2 separate regions of the Mus musculus genome follow, and region 2 is linked to region 1. The links are chromatin loops, found by intact Hi-C in ENCODE. Cell type or tissue: heart. All regions are shown on one strand.

Region 1 (8,000 bases):
AAGGTAATAACTAGTAGGTGATCATCCTGAGGTAAGTCTCCCTTGGATTAAAATTCACAATGAATTTGCTCTAATAGGCAAGGCCCATGCGAAATTCATTCTATGAAAGATTACTGCTATTAGTTTGCTTTTCCTGTTATTATTAAATATATAACTATCACTAGATATTAGCCCACCCTTTTGAGCAGATCTCTGCAGAACAACAAAGATGTACTATCTTTTAGTGATGCTATATAGACAAATAGATAATAAATCTATAGAATTCCTGATTTGATTCAAACAATTATAGGAAGGTTTTTAGAGATGGTCTTAGTTGCTGGAAAGATGTAATAAAGTTAGAATCAAGAATAGAATGTGCCCACTCCTCAGAATAGTAGGTAAAGGCTGCATAATAAGAAACATAATGAGCTTTCAGAATCATGCTAAAAAGAGAAATATACTTGGGACAAATTTGTGTTCAAGAAAAACCATTTAGGTCTAATAATAAAGTTATAGGTGTGCCCTATGATAAGGCAAGGCCATGAAAAAACCATGGCTTTGAACTTTTAATGAGTATATTGTAATGAAACACTGCTTTGCACTTAATATCAACATCCCTCTGTAACTCCCATTCTATGTAACATTTTATCTCTGAGGTAATTTTCTAAAGAACCTTTTGTCTAAGAAAGTATAAACCAGAGAAAAGAAATAAAGTGGTTGGTTGAGTGGTTTGCCTGGGGAACTTTGCCCCATCCACCCATCCATCCATCCACCCAAATGTGTATGTCTGTCTGTCTATATGTTTGTGTGTAGGTATATGTGTATGTATGTAAGTGTGCATGGATACTTGGGGAGTTGATTAGGACAGATGGAGGACTATTTACAGACAACAGTTTTGACTAGACTAGAAATTTGAGAAGTGATTGGATTCTGGACAGGATTCGAATGACTATCGCAGGGATTTTCTGAATAACACTCCATGAGGCATTGTGAGAGGCAGAAGTGAGTGCAGGATTTTAGACAAAGCAACAAGATCATAGGAGTCGATAGCGAGGTGAGAAAGATTTTCAGAGAAAGGGGGAGAATTCAGAGATTTGGTGCAGAACATTTTTGAATTGTGATTCCTTTAAAGATACAGAAATAGAAGTGAGTCTGTTTTAGAGCAGCCTGAATCACAAGGGTAAGTTCAGGTCTAAAAAAAAAAAAAAGCATGGCTCGTTAGTGGACACTCAGTGCCATGAAGACAGGCCGAAATGACTACTGGCAAGAGTGGAGATCAAATGATACTCCAGGTAGCGGTCCCCTAGCTGTGGGTCAGGAGCCTGTGGTGAGACTGAGAAGTGGTGGCCAGGAAGGTGAAAATGCAGCCTGGCAAGTGTGGCGTCCTGGGGGTCATGGGAAGCAAGCGTTTCCTCAGTTCAGGTTCACCTTGTGTTAACAATTACAAAGTACCCTGCAGAGGAAGCGCTAGCTAGCAGCATGGCATATAGCAAATTCTGAAGTGACTCCCTCCCATTGAAAACTAATTCCGCCTTGGGTACAATGGCGACTGCGATGGGCATCTTATGCCGCTGCGCTGTTTTTATTTTTAAGATCGATACTCACGCTCTGCGCAAGTTAATCACGGACCCAGGCAGAAGTCACCCTTTCACCCTCAGGCAATCTGTCCAGTTAACTGTTTTTCTCAAAGCAACCGGTCCCATTTTTTGCAAGATTAAGCTATAAATCTGAGGAACTGTGTGTGGTCGGACTGCTGGGAACTTGTGTGGGCGCACTTGATAGATTTTTCAGAGGGCAGGGCTTTTCCTGTCCTATCCTTTCATTTCTCTGGCAGTGCTTCTTGGGAGTCTCATTTTTTAGAAGTAAAAACAAATTACGGAAAAGAAATGCTTCATTCATTAAGTTCTGAGCAATCCCTTGGGTTTGTTTTTATTTGCAAAGCCAGATGGCGGCAGCCATGGTCACAGCACCCGAGGACCTGGGTCAGGTTGGCATCGGTCAGGACAGAATGTGGGATCAGTGATTAGTAAGCAAGGACGCAGCAATCGGCTTCTCTCGGAATCCCAAGGCTCCAGGAATCAACGCACCTTCGGGTTAAGAGACAAAATCTGCACTAGCAACTCAGGTCAATTCGGCCAAGAAAACTTAAGAAACACAAGGTCCGGGGACCGCCCTTTGTACAGCAGGCCTGCTTCCCTATGACAAATACAGCCGCTGGCAACTCAGGACACTGCAGGGTGGCTGTTTGTTGCCTCTCTTATGAAGATATATCTGAAGATGAGACAGTCCTGCTCAGAAGAACCTTACAGAAAACCCACCGAATGCAACTTTACATAGCTCTCTCTCTCTCTCTCTCTCTCTCTCTCTCTCTCTCTCTCTCTCTCTCTCTGTGTGTGTGTGTGTGTGTGTGAATTACAATTTCTTGGGACTCATATTTAAATAGAAATCATCCATGAAAATGCCACACATGACTTTTTGCTTGGAGGGAAAATTCTCTAAGTAACTCAGCATTGTTGCCTTAGGTAAATCAGGTAAAGAAGACAGCCATGTGCTGAATTGCTATGGAAGGCACAGTGGTGGGGCCTCAGCTTCGCTCCAGGAGAGGTGTGTGAGGACAGACAGCCCCGATGTATGTCATTCCTTCTCTGCAGAAGCTACAAAGACCGGGCTTCATAGGACTGCAATGCTATAAGAACAGATATGCTTATTATTCTGACTTACTTTTTAAATAAATTACTGAAGCACTCAGGGTCAAGGATGTGGCCATGTCTTATTCACCAGACATTTTAAAAATCTTTCAGTCAGTGATCTATATATTGAGCATGTTAGTAAACAAAAGGGACAGAAACATCTGCCTATTTGGGGGTTAAAAATTCTAGTGGAACGAACACTAGTACCCAGGAACGTAACCATTAGATTAGACAATATGTTGGAAAGCCATTAACATGTTACAGACAGGGCACAGTGTGGTAAGGGGTTTGGAAGGGAGGGGCAAGTTGCAAGTTTAAACAGAAATGACAGAGTAGACTCTGTGGACTAGGTGATGCTGGAATAGGTGCTTGCAGGAGCTGGGAGTTAGATGAGTGGATGGGAGGGGTGCTCCTACCCGGCATGTATTAGGAAGAGCACCCGTGTCGCTGGAGTGGGGTGGATGAAGAAGGATGCGAAAGGAGCCAGAGTCGGAGAAGCAGTGGGACCCTTGCCTGGGCAGGGCCTTTAGGGCCATTTATCAGAGTGAAACCGGAGGCTTGGTAGGACATTAGGTAGAGCTCAGAAGCGTTCTATGAAAGCCATTCTGGTTCCTGAGAATTGTCTCTTGGAAAGAAAGTTTGATAAAAAAGACCAAGGAGGGGGCTGTAGCAAGACTCCCAGCCAGGAGAAGGCTATGGGACGGAGCAGGTCTGTGAATGAGATGAATTCATGACAACTCGACTGAAGTGGGAGAGAATTTCCATCGTCTGAGATAAGAGGAATCTCAAGTGGAAGAGGTTTAAGGGAGAAAGGAAAACTTTGTTTTGAGACACAGTTGTGGCGTCTCTGAGGCGTCCCAGCAGACATGTCCAGAAGGCAGCTGCCTGAGTGTCTCAAGAGGCGCGCTGGTCACAAGATAGAAATGTGGGGTTTGTTGACATATGGATAAAAGAATTCATTAAGAAGCTGAGCGCACAAGGAAAAGAAACCAAGGACTGATCCCTGGGGGAAGATGAACAGATCTGGGAGATGGGTACTAAGACAAAGACGGAAGAGGAAGGACCAGAGGGACCTGAGGCAAACAAAAAAGGATGTGGGTGTCTTGGACGCCAAGGAAAAGCATGTGGAAAGGAGGTGATCAAACACCTGAACTGCGGAATAGTAGTACCTGCGTGATAATCTGAATGACATAATTGGTGTGAATTCCTAATCACAATGTTTGGTGTTAGTAAGGGCTCAAAAGCACACGTGGTATTTTAACACCTAATGTCTCTGAACAAAAAAAGAAACCAAGCCCTCACTATAAAGCTGCCCAGTTCCTATGATGAACTCCAGAGGGCGCTCGAAGACTTTCTTCCCTGTCAGTTTTAGCTATAAGGGAAAATGGATTCCCAGGGCAAACAACCCTTCGTCTGAAAGGCTCGAAGGTCCGATGCGGTGAGTGTCAAACGTCTGTGTGGACTAGAATGTCTTGATCCTGTTAAAATGCTGATCCTGGCCAGGGAGGTGGCTCAGTGAGTGGAAGCACTGGTTTGGCAGCCCTTTTTGAGCCACAATCTTAGTACATCTGTGTTGAGATGGGGAGGAACGTGGCTGGAACCTTAGGGCTGCTCCTGTAGCAGGCAAGAAAGATCAGACTGCGTAGTGGTGTTAGGTCTCAAAGAAGCCCAGGACACGTGTTCAGTACCTGAGGACCTTCTGGCACTTCTCACCCAGTCTGCTACACCAAACCTCTAGGGGAGCAGGAGGGGCACACTTCTGCTTCCCTTCCCCTGTCTCATCCCTATATAACTTAGCCATTTTGGATACTCTGGTCTCTTGACCTGGGTGCCTCTAATGGCCATATGTTCCTCCCTTGCTCTTGTTCTTGCTCCCTCTCTCTCCTTCATGTTCTGGTTTGGTCTGTCAGCCATGTTCAGCCTGGACTCTTCCCTCTGCCTGCTTTCACCCCCTGTATCTGCAATAAAATCTTCTAGGAGGAGTCATGCCCATGGGGTAGAGGGGGAAAGGACCACTACCACATTTATAGCAAGCTTTAATTAAATACTGTCCAGGAAGATGTATGTCAGGGTCCATTTTGGGGTTCCCAGAAAATGGCCACCAGTCACACCTTGCAGCAGTTTAAACCCCACCAGGCCACTGTGTTTCCTTCCCATCATGTCCATTCGGGGCAAGCGTACATCCTGACATATTTCCTGTCCACATACCTTCTGCCCACTAGTGATCAAACATGTCCAGTGCAATAGGTCAAACAGGTATAACACAAACAGGAGCTTACTCTTGTCTTAACTGCAAACAGAACCCTAAACCTGCAAGGTATGTTCTTCCTGTTTCAGTCTCCCAGTAACAGGCAGGGTGTACAACTCTTGTTCCTATTTTTGGTTTCACATTCCTCTTTTCTTATTTCATTTTCTTTTTCACTCAGGTGGTAGGCTAGAATCAACACCTGAATGTTGTTCTCAAGTGCAAACATGTTTGCATGCACGTAAGACAAGGAAAAATATTTTAAAAAATCTTTAAACATGGATTCACAGGAGGCCCAATTGTTATGGTCTAGAACCTTAAATTTTTTTCTCTCCATCAGTTAAAGAATAAAAAAGGAAAAAAAAAGTCTCCAGAGTGACAAGTAGCAGTGGAGGAATCTAGAACACTATTTGTGCTGGCCGACTTCATGTCAGCTTGACACAAGCTAGCATTATCCGAGAGGAGGGAATCGTAATTGAGAAAAAGCCGCCATCAGATCCAGCTGGAAGGCATTTTATTAATCAGTGATCTATGTGGGAGGGCCCAGCCCATTGTGTGCGTTTGTGTGTGTGTGTGTGTGTGTGTGTGTGTGTGTGTGTGTGTGTGTGTGTTGGGGGGGGTGCTATCCCTGGGTTGGTGGTCCTGGGTTCTATAAGAAAGCAGGCTGAGCAAACCATGGGGAGCAAGCCAGTAGGTGGCACCCCTCCATGACCTCTGCATCAGCTTCTGCTTCCAGATTCCCACCCTGTTTGAGTTCCTGTCCTGATTTCCTTTAATGATGGGCTACAATGTGGAAGTTTAAGTCAAATAAACCCTTTCTTCCCCACCTTGCTATTTTAATCACAGCAATCGGAATTCTAAGTCACTGTTTGTTTTAAGTTTCTGAAGGGTCTTCCTCCCCTATTTCAGGGTTGGGGAGTTTGGAGAAAGACATGTCCTAATTTGGCCTTGAAGTTGCTGAAACACCACATCAGTGGAGGCCCTATTGGCAGAAGAAAAAAGCCCACAAGTCTTTGTTTTCAGCTTCTAGACTTTTGTCTCGGGTCATGAGGGAAAGAAAGAAGCCAGCCATCTTGGAAGTTCACCATCTTTAATATCTATCCATGGCCCATCTGCCTACCTATTTTCCTGCCTATTATAGAGTCAGTCTAACTCCTAGACTCTCAACCAGCATAGATTCTGACTACATAAATCATAGGGGAACTGGGGGGTGGGGCTTGGGGTTTTTTCCCACCTGGAGGAATTCTAATGCATATGCTGCCGAATTATGCTAGTATGAGAGAGAGAAAAAATTAGAAGGACAACTAGCCTATAACAAATACTCTATTCCTATTATCTTCTTGGGACTTCAGAATAATTTGTACTTTTCTTTCCCACAAGGGAGGTAAGTCAGTCCTTGAGCTTACTAGGAACTGGGAGGTCTCACTAGGACACACAGGTGAAACAGGTAGCTTGAGCTATTTTTCATCTGTCTACATCAGAGAACAGAGTGGTGGCTGCCAGTCCCCATCGGGCCTCCAAACCTGTTGTATTTAGCTTGAACAGAGTTGGCCTGCCCAGTGTCTTAGCAATATTTGAGTTTTGTTCAACATTTAAAACTCAGATTTCACACTCAGAACTTGGTTTCCTTTGGTTTGTGGAATGATAAGGGATGAAACATATGACCCCCTCATCCTATATCACAAAACAACTTCTTTAGATGGCCTTGACTGTAATTTGTCAAGGCTCCCGTCTGTCTTTATTGTTATCAAATCAAAACCAAGTTTTACTTGCCCTTTTATCATAATCTTATATTTGTGGTTTCCTTAAAGGCAAAGAAAGTGAAATATTTATTTGGAAAGTAAGGTCATAATAAGAGGGTCTAATGTTTCAGTGTTTTTGTTTTTCTTTTCCCATAGCAGAGCTCTTCTGTCCTTGGCATTACCTGTCAGGGCTTCTCCAGTTGACTGTTTCTGATCTATTTCTTAATCCAGAGTGAGGGAAGGTTGTTTCCCAGAGCCAAAATAACATGCGGTAGAAGATGCAGATCCAATAAGACAAGTGTGTTGGTAGAGGATTTTTTTTTTTCTGGAAGGGTCTTCTGAGTGGGGTTAACCTGCTTGAAGAGCTGCCCTGTGGAGAGCGTAGTCCACCCCCCTTAGTGCAGCCCTCAGAAGCCTGATGAATCACGGGCATGTAGATGGGGCTTAGCTTTCTGCCTTCTTTCTTATTTTCTTCCCCTTCCCTTCTTCTTCCTCCTGTTTCCATAGGCTCACACAGGAACCTCAATAAGCAATAACATTTGCATTCCTAGTAGACGCCATTCCTAGAACAGGTCATGGATCCAAGGCGCTGTAGATACTTGGTTGTATCTGACATCAGTACCCAGATATCTCCAACTCCCTATTTCTTAGTCAACATTAAGGAAGGAAAAGCAGGTTGAAAATGCAAAACAATGACATTTGCTGTTGGACTGAGCGGCCAGCATAATGTTTAGTGAATTCAAAACCAAAATAGTTACACAGGAAGAGGAACAGGTCGGGTGCCCTAGCCCCCACCAGTTCCCCGTTGGCTGCCTGGACTCGCTTGAAGATCAACATTCTCTGCTGAAGGTTTGTCTAAAGCTGCTGTGCCCTTGTGAATCTTGTCTGGCAGCATCTGAGAGCTCTTGTGGCTCCTCATCTTCCACAGCCTTGAGTGCCATCGAGTTCTTTGTTACTTTTAAGCTACTCTGACAGATACAGTGTGCTCTCTTTACATTCTAATGCGTTCCTGGTAATTAAGGACCTTGAACATCTTTCATTTGTTTATTGGCTATCTGTGTATCTCTTTGCTCAGTTTAAAAGATTAGGTTGTTCAGAACAGAGAAAAATAAATAAATTAGGGTGTAATTTTCTGACTCACTGGTGATAGTTGTTCATACATCTGGTTGCAAATTCATTGTAGAATTAATAATTTACCAATGCATTATCCCAGTTCATAGCTTGGCTCTTCTTGCTTGTAATAGTGTGTTCACAGGGAGAATGTTGATGCTGTCCAACATATCAATTTTTGATCTTTAAGTGACTTCTTTTGTTTTGTATGTAAATTTGCCTAGTTTGTGACCA
Region 2 (8,000 bases), 470 kb after region 1:
CAATCTTTCTTGTCCTTTAATGGCTAAACACAGGAATTCCTCAACATAAGAGAATAGAAGCTAGGGAAGGTGCCACGGCTTTGACGGTGAAATGAGGCTTGGGCAGACTTGAATAAGTGAATCTTACTGCTTCTCTAAAAATATTTTCTCCTTGGAAATGGAAGAGTAGAGCCTTGGGGGCCTGAGGATTCATGAAGAAATGAAATCGGAACTTGGTAGAAAAATTCAACTGAAGACGATTCAACTGAAGACGATGTAGCAGCTGGAACATTTCTGTCCCAGGTGGATTCTATCAGAAATGTCCTTCAGAGGGACCCTGCAGCAGTGTCTCCCTCCAGGTCACAGAAGCCTCCATACTACTGGCCACAGCTGCATATTCCCAGGCTCTCACTGAGGCAGATGAGACTCAGCTGGGGACTAGGGAACAGAGAATCTGCATTTCATTGGGTGCTTCTCGCTTCTTGACTAGTTCTTTGGCTTTACCCAGAGCTGGCCCGCTTTTCTCATAAACCCATATCTGCAGGAGGACAAGTCACAGGACAGCAGCCCAGGCAGCTGCAGAAACTTCCGTGACCCAAGGTCAGCCCAAGCTGGAGAGTACCAAACAAAGTTACAACAATTTCCTCTGGGCAGGCCTCTGCAGGTGAGAACTGCTTCAACGTAAAGGTTACAAAAGACGGTTTCTGAGTTTATTTATCACGACTCCACAAAAGGCTTGACAGAGAACCTGAGCCCCACAGTATGTTTGGCACCAGGTCTTCATCAGAAAGCCGAGCAGCAGGAACCTGGCATGAAAGAGCTGGCTTTGCATCTCCAGCAGGTCTTCCCACTCCAGGCAACCCCCTCCTAACTGCTTTCCCAAACGGAATCAACATGGAGGTCGATAAGCCATAACTATCCATCCCTGAACACTGGTGTGTCCTCTATCAAGAGAAACAAGATCCCTGTTTAGAGAAAGCCCACTTGGCAATCAATCGGTCGCATTCATAGCCCTTCAGCCTGTTGCTAATGTAAGTTAGGTGACATCCCCATCTGTCTTCATTTTTGTGAGTTAAGCTGTACTGTCTCCAGAGTGTCTGCTGTAACCCTAGGCTGAGAACACTGGCTTCTGGGAGGCGGGCTTGCAGGTCAGGAAATGTGCTAGGTCACTGCCTGTCTCAGGAACTTGATTAGTTCCCTGCCTTAGTTCTCAGGGAGCCAGTCTTTCTGGATTCTGGGTACATTCTAGAACAATTGGTTTCTGTTCAGTTATCTCTTGTCTATCATTCAAAAGGTTTATTTTGTTTTGCCTTCTATTTTTTCCTGGCTTCTAAAAGCAACTTATTGCCACCCCCTCACCCTCACAATGAGCTTTCTTGTGTTATTTGAAGTTAAATTAATACTTGACCTTAATTTGTGTTCTCAGTCTCAGAGGTGTAGGGTCTTAGTGTACAGATGTTTTTGTGTGTATGGGTTTTGTTGTTGTTGTTGTTATTGTTGTTGTAGTTGTTGGTTTGGGCCTGTTTTCAGCTCTGTGTTTGTAGCCTTGCTGTTCTGTATCTGCATAAGGTTCCTGGTGGAATTTCAGAGGCCCTGAAGAGGGAAGGGATCAGGATTAGGAGAGCCTCTTGGATGAGTAGTAGAAGGAATAGTTTTATCTACATAGGACGATCTTTTGTGGGTAATTCCCCAAAAAGCTGGGAAGAATTTCTGCTGGGATATTGTAAAGTCACTTTTATTTACTTTAGTCATCACAGGAAATACAAGGTTTTCATAGCTTATAACAAACATCTGAACAATATATAAAATAAAATATTAGATAGTCACACAAGTATCATATGGAGATGCCCAAATCACAATATTAATGCACACATGACTGAGGCTTAGGAGACACTTCTGGACAGTATAGTCAAGAAGACGACTGTAGGAAAGCTTTCAGCCCTGCAAGGCCAGAGGCCCACAGCCCTCGCTCATAGTCAGCAGGGAGCCTGTGGAGAGGAGAATAGAACATGTGTTATCTATACTCAAGAGACACATGTCCATTTACCCAGTGCTGAGGGTACTGGTCAAGAAAGAACAGTTGCTTAATGGAAAAGGGGGCAAAACTGCCTAAGTGGAGTTTCACAGCAAGAGATGGGTGGGGTGGGGTGGAGTGGAAGGAGGGGTGTCTTGATGCTCTCCTGCTGAGATGTCAGCAATTATGGTGACAGGAAGCAGACAGGAGGTCTTTTGGTGAATCTGTTACTGGCCTGAGTGTCTTGCCAGCTGTTGTCCATTGCCTTTATTATGGAAGGCAGTGGCAGTGAGAGGACAGGCAAGCAGCTCACATAGCAGGCTCTTGACGGACACAGATAAGAATTGAAAAGTACAGACATGCTTAACCTAATGATGGCCATATGTTCTGTAAAACACATTTCGCCATTGTCCAAACATAATAGATTATATTTACACAAACCAAGATGATACAGCCTCTGCAAGCATAGGCTGTGTGTATAGACTGCAAATCTATGCAATATATCACTGTCCTGAATACTGTAGGCAGTTATAACACGGTGGTATTTGTGTACTTGAACATCCCTCAATGTTAAATGGTAAGTGACAATATGGCATGATGGGAATTGTTTGGTTTCATTATAAGCTTAGAGCCCATCATGTACATGGACATTTGATATGGTCTGACATATATGACTCCCATTGTGTACATTGGCATCCCCTTGTTGGTTGGGATGTCATTTAGTGACTTCAAATATGCAAATGGAGAAATGCAAAGTAAACAGAGAGGTGCCATTTCCCTTATTTTTACTGAAGACTGAACCTGTGTTGCTGCATGCCGAGTCTGGGTGGAATTTCTCCTGGAGCAATCCCTGGTAATCTAACACCAAAATTCCCTTTCCAGACCAAAGGCTTGGCCCCTGTTTGGAATAAAAATCTGATGTGAGTGGAGGGTTCCTTCTTTCCTCCATTTGCAGGAGAAACCCCACCAGGCTCATTTTGGACTGATGCAATTAGCCCAGCAGCATGGGCCCACACCCATGTTTTAGAAGATAATTGGCTAAAGTAGTGGGGTGAGGAAGGAGAGCTAAGCCAGCCACTCCTCAATTAAAAACCACCCAGTAAAAAACACTAGTAGTTTTCATCCCCAGAGGTATGCTGTTGGTTGTTCACTTTTTCCTCTGAATAAATGAATAAATGTGTACATGAAATCTGAATGTGGAGTTTCTTTTTGGAACTGGTAAATGGATAAGCTCAGATCCTTGATTTGAGCTCACCAATCCCTGTGGCCCTGCCACAACTGCCACTGTAGAAGGCATGATGTCATGACCTACCTTCACTCCCTCTTGCCTGCTGCCCCCTGCTGCTGGAGCCATCCCTGGTCTAACACAGTTCTGCAGGATGAAGGAATAAGGCTTTCCTTTTGTAATTTCAGTTTGTGTAGTAGGGGAGACCTTTTATTTAGGAAAGTACCACATTGTCATGGGAAGATCATGTGCCAATGCAGACCTGATTCAGATGCAGGCCAACACTATCAAGCTGCATAAACTTGAACAACCTGTGCAGTCTTTATGATTCTCAGTTTCTCTTCTTAAAAAAAAAAAAAAAAAAAAAAAAAGATGGTATCAGCTGGGTTGTAGAGCAGCTTTAATGAGAACAGAGGACCTCCTCTACATGGCTTCTTCCTGTTCTTGATCTTGGTCTTCAGTGATTGGTGTCAGTCATTCTATTTTCTTCTTTGCCTCCTGTGTGTGTGTGTGTTTGGGTGTTTGAACCAAAAGATTTAAAGAGTACTTTTAAATAATGGTTTTCTTAAGTACTTTTGTTATTTAATCTTAAAAAGTGTTCTAAAGTAGGTTTTCTGGTTGGTTGGTTGGTTGGTTGGTTTTAATGCCCCAAAATACAGAGGCTTTTGAAACGTTTGTGACTGCCTTTGTCCTGGTGTAAGGGAATGAGCCCTGCTACTGGAAGCGTTCTTATCTTGCTGCTGAATTTCAAGCTGTCTTGAGTGAGTCTGGCTTCAAGGTCACAGTGACAGTTTGCTTGAAGAAGTTACATAATCTCCATGTTCACCTTGACTTCTTCATCTGTAAAACACAGGACTAATATTTGTTTGGGATGAACTGGCATGGGACCAGAGGCTCAGTGCTGCTGGCGGAAGAGACTAAAGCAACAGAGTATTGGAACTGGGGGAGAGGGACCCCAGAATTCCACGGGAACAGAGAGCTAATCTGCCTTAGGACTTTGGGTCAAGCATTGATAGTAACATTTAGGAGAGGGAGTTGGTCCTCTGCTCAGTTTTCATGCAGTTCTTTGAGTAGATCTAGGAAAACCTAGTTAATATGAGAGCTGAGTCACAGGAAGAAACACAGTAAAGTTAACTCCCCATGTGCTGACTTCTTCATGGGGAACATCACAAGAGTGTGCTGAGCCCAGCAGGACCTGAGCAGGATGTATCTGAAAGACGGTGGCTTGTCTGGGCTTTATCCAGTGTATGGCTGGACTGACTCTTCCGAGTCCAGTACCACCAAGTCCTTTGGTTTCTGAGCCAGATCTTCCGTGATAGTGGAGCTTGTTAGTGGAGTCCAGGTGAATCAATTTCAGGCCTTTCTCTTGGTACCTATGTGTAGTGCAGACTTTACATAGGCAATCTGAATCCCCCGGTTCTCATCTCTGTACTGCAGAGAACAGCACTTATTTCAGAGTGGTTCTGAAGACTAAAGGGGGCGACTCGGGTAGATTCCCCAGCATAGCGACTCCTTTAATATTTGTTGGTATCAGCATCCAATTGTCATGCTGGAGAGGCCGTTGAATATCAGCACGAGGCTCCTTCTAGGGCCTTCCTTTACTTACCTATGTGATCAGAGTCTCTTGACACACATGGAACACAGGCTGGGGCACAGAGAATCGGCATATTCTGTTTTCCCAAGTGTTGAGTTAGGTAATTGTAACTTGGTAGATTTAAAAAAATATCTTGTATTTGAAAACTTTAGAGATCTGCTATTCAGGGAAGGACTGCTGAGTGTGGACACGAACTTGAGGATGCTCGCTGAAGTAAGTCAGGCACAAAAGAACAAAGGTTGTATGACTTCATGTCGGTGAGGTGTCAAGAGGAGTCAAGGTAGACAGAGCAGAAATTGAGGGTGTTCACCAAGGCTGAGGTTGGGGTTCCATTTTGTAAGATTGAAAGAGTTCTGACAGTCGGTTGCACAACGCTGAGTTATTTCCATGTTAGTTAAAAGATAATTCAGAAGGGATCTCGGGGGACGATTCAGTGCTTGCTGCCTACATATAAAGATCTGAATTTATTTCTTTAGCAGTCATGTAAAAGGCTAGCTTGGTGGTACATAGTCACGACACGACAGCTGGGAAGGTGGAGGTGGGTGGAGCTCTAGCTAGAACTTCCTGGTTAACCAGCTAACCTAGCTGATTCCAGGAGTTGCAGATTTTTGGGAGAGACCCTGACTCAGATAATGAGGCAGAGAGCAACTGAGACCTAACATCAAGCACTGCTCAATATTTATTTATGATACCAAAGGTCAGGTATCATACCAGGCACAAAGATGGCCAGCATTCGTGTAATGGCTAGTATTAATTATCAAGTTGACACTGAGGAGACAGGTTCCCAGGCATACCTGTGAGAATGTCTATATCATTGGTTCTCAAACCGTGGGTCACAGCCCCTTTCCCAGGAGTCATATCAGATATCCTGCATATCAATTATTTATATTACTATTCGTAACAGTACCAAAATTACAGTTATGAAGTAGCAATGAAAAGACTGTTATAGTTGGGGTGAGTCACCACAACATGAGGATGTATATTAAAGGGCCACAGCATTAGCAAGATTGAGAAACCCTGGTCTAGATTAAGGCTAGCCTGTGATGATAGCTGTGAGGAGGGAGTATCTTGATTAATTTACTCGAGATGAGAAGATCCTCATAACTGTGGGTAAGGCCGGTCGCTGAGTATTGAATTTGACTTGATTAGGAAGGCCAGGCATGGCCAAGAATAAAGGCAAGCAGTAAAAGCAGGAAGAGGAATGAGCCAAGGTGAAGGGGCCAAGAAGGCTTGATCTGAGGGCAGGCCAGTGTGGCTGGGTTATAGAGTGGAGAAGGAAGAGTCTTCAAGGAAAGGCTGCTAAGGACAGAAGGCCCACACCACCAGGCCCTCTTGTCTACCTTTGTCTGACTTCTTGAGGGGAAGGGAACACATTGAGGGTTTAACAAAGAAACAAACAGGAGAGCAGGTGTGTGTTTTGACAAAATCAGTCTTAAGAAATACTTGTTTTTACCAGAAGAATCTTAAAAAATTCCTAAAGCTTTGCCTCTCCAGGGCTTTGTTCTAGGCCTTACTCTCTGAGTTTTTAAAGTCCTGGGGAGGATATAGAGGAAAGCCCATCTAAGTTTAAAAGTCACTAATTGTAATAAACTCAGTAGCCATTATGTATGTATTCTAGCCTCCTACTTTGGAAAACACATATCTATCTATAGGTAAAATATTTTTTAAAAAAAGTACAGCACGGTATTTATGTGACTAAGTCAATAAAGTGCTAGAGATGATAGAATTTGATGACATTTGTACAGTCTGTGTGTCCTGTTGAGACGCTGGAAATGAACGACTATAGAGAGTCACAATAAATCAATCATCCCATAAAAAATAATCTTTACCATTTGTTACAGCAGAATTTCTATGTTGTATTAGTGAGATTTTTTTCACATAAAATTTTCTTTTGACAGAAACACTATTAGACAACTTTTCTCTATTTGTAACAAATTATGAAATGTAATTTTCACTTTGTAAAGTACAGTTATTTAAAGGGTATAGAATGAGTAATTCTAGTTCTGAGATAGTTTTTCCTTCATCTTTGCTGGAAACCTTATTAATAACCAAACTATTAATAAAAATTATAAAGCAATACTTAGATTTGGAGATGAGCCATGGATACCTCATATAATTGATTCCATTTATCATAGACAATTTTAGATATATTGAGCTTCATTATATAAATGTGTTTACTACCTTTTTAGCGATTCCCAATCTGAGAGAAATATGGGATATTGGGATCCTATTTTCTATATATCGTGTCTGTACTTCTCTGTACATTAGAGACCAGTGGAATAGTTCAATGATATATGCTTCTTGGTGCCACAGGATAGTGTTAGGAGTTTTGGAGACCTCCTGAAATGTTGATTGGAATGAACAACTATCACATAGATAGTTGGCATAACTGCAAATGATGCTTCATTGTGCAAGGATCAAATACACAGGTTGATCCTTCACTTCTCCAAGAGTTTTGCTGCTCAAACCATTCCTGAACATTGAAGAGGCTCCATCACTGTCAATAAGAACGGCAGCAAATTCTTCATGTTCAGAGTGGTCAGGCAGGTGTCTGACCTGTTTCAGGACTTGAGGAAAGGAAGATGGACGGGCACTACCTCATAAGCTTCTGGTAGACTCTTAGCAAGCCCATCCCACCAACCAATGTTATCTGAGATGTGGACCAATGCTACCAGGGCTTCTTTTTGGAGTCTGCTAACTGTTCTTCACTCATTGTTTTTCTCTTAGGAACCGGTGAGAGTGGGAAAAGCACCTTTATCAAGCAGATGAGGATAATCCATGGGTCTGGCTACAGTGATGAAGATAGAAAGGGCTTCACGAAGCTGGTTTACCAAAACATATTCACGGCCATGCAAGCCATGATCAGAGCAATGGATACCCTGAGGATACAATACATGTGTGAGCAGAATAAGGTACTGTACTTGAGAGGGTTGGCTGTGTCAGAATGTACGCCTTCCTAGCGGGGTCAGTGAATGCCTTTGAACAAAAGGGTTTGCTAAGCAATTTGGTCGAGTACCGGAGTATTGGAGGTCTTTACTCAGTAGAGGAAGAGCTATTTGGGAGGCATGTGATGCATTTTGATAGTCCTGTTGGTCCTATTTCGGCCTGACATTTTCTGTAGGAAATGAGCTCATGGTGTTATGTAGTGTTCAGAGACTCTGAAACTCTGAAATTTGTTAACATTGCTC

What was found. Hi-C counts contacts between places; a loop is a spot of excess contacts. Peaks named below come from ENCODE experiments on the same cell type or tissue, not always from the same donor. Only the 100,000 strongest peaks of a DNase experiment are listed, where the experiment ranks them.
Region 2: a loop joins it to region 1, with 15 times the contacts of the local background. A loop is called at or near these places in 4 of 42 quality-filtered maps.

The regions. Positions count from the first base shown.
Region 1 is chr19:16,060,079-16,068,078 of GRCm38, forward strand. It overlaps Gm32026 (a long non-coding RNA gene), which reads left to right and starts at 4,035. Exons shown (of 4, transcript XR_001782649.1): 1 at 4,035-4,107. In heart, no CTCF peak of the experiment used is centred here; a DNase peak (open chromatin) is centred at 4,023; H3K4me3 peaks cover 1,022 bases; H3K27ac peaks cover 622 bases; H3K27me3 peaks cover 449 bases.
Region 2 is chr19:16,526,174-16,534,173 of GRCm38, forward strand. Gna14 (guanine nucleotide binding protein, alpha 14) reads left to right here. Exons shown (of 7, transcript NM_008137.4): 2 at 7,540-7,724. Among named protein-coding and RNA genes, the nearest start is that of Gm41811, 53 kb to the right of the region's middle. In heart, a CTCF peak has its summit at 3,328 (motif pointing left); DNase peaks (open chromatin) are centred at 508 and 1,058.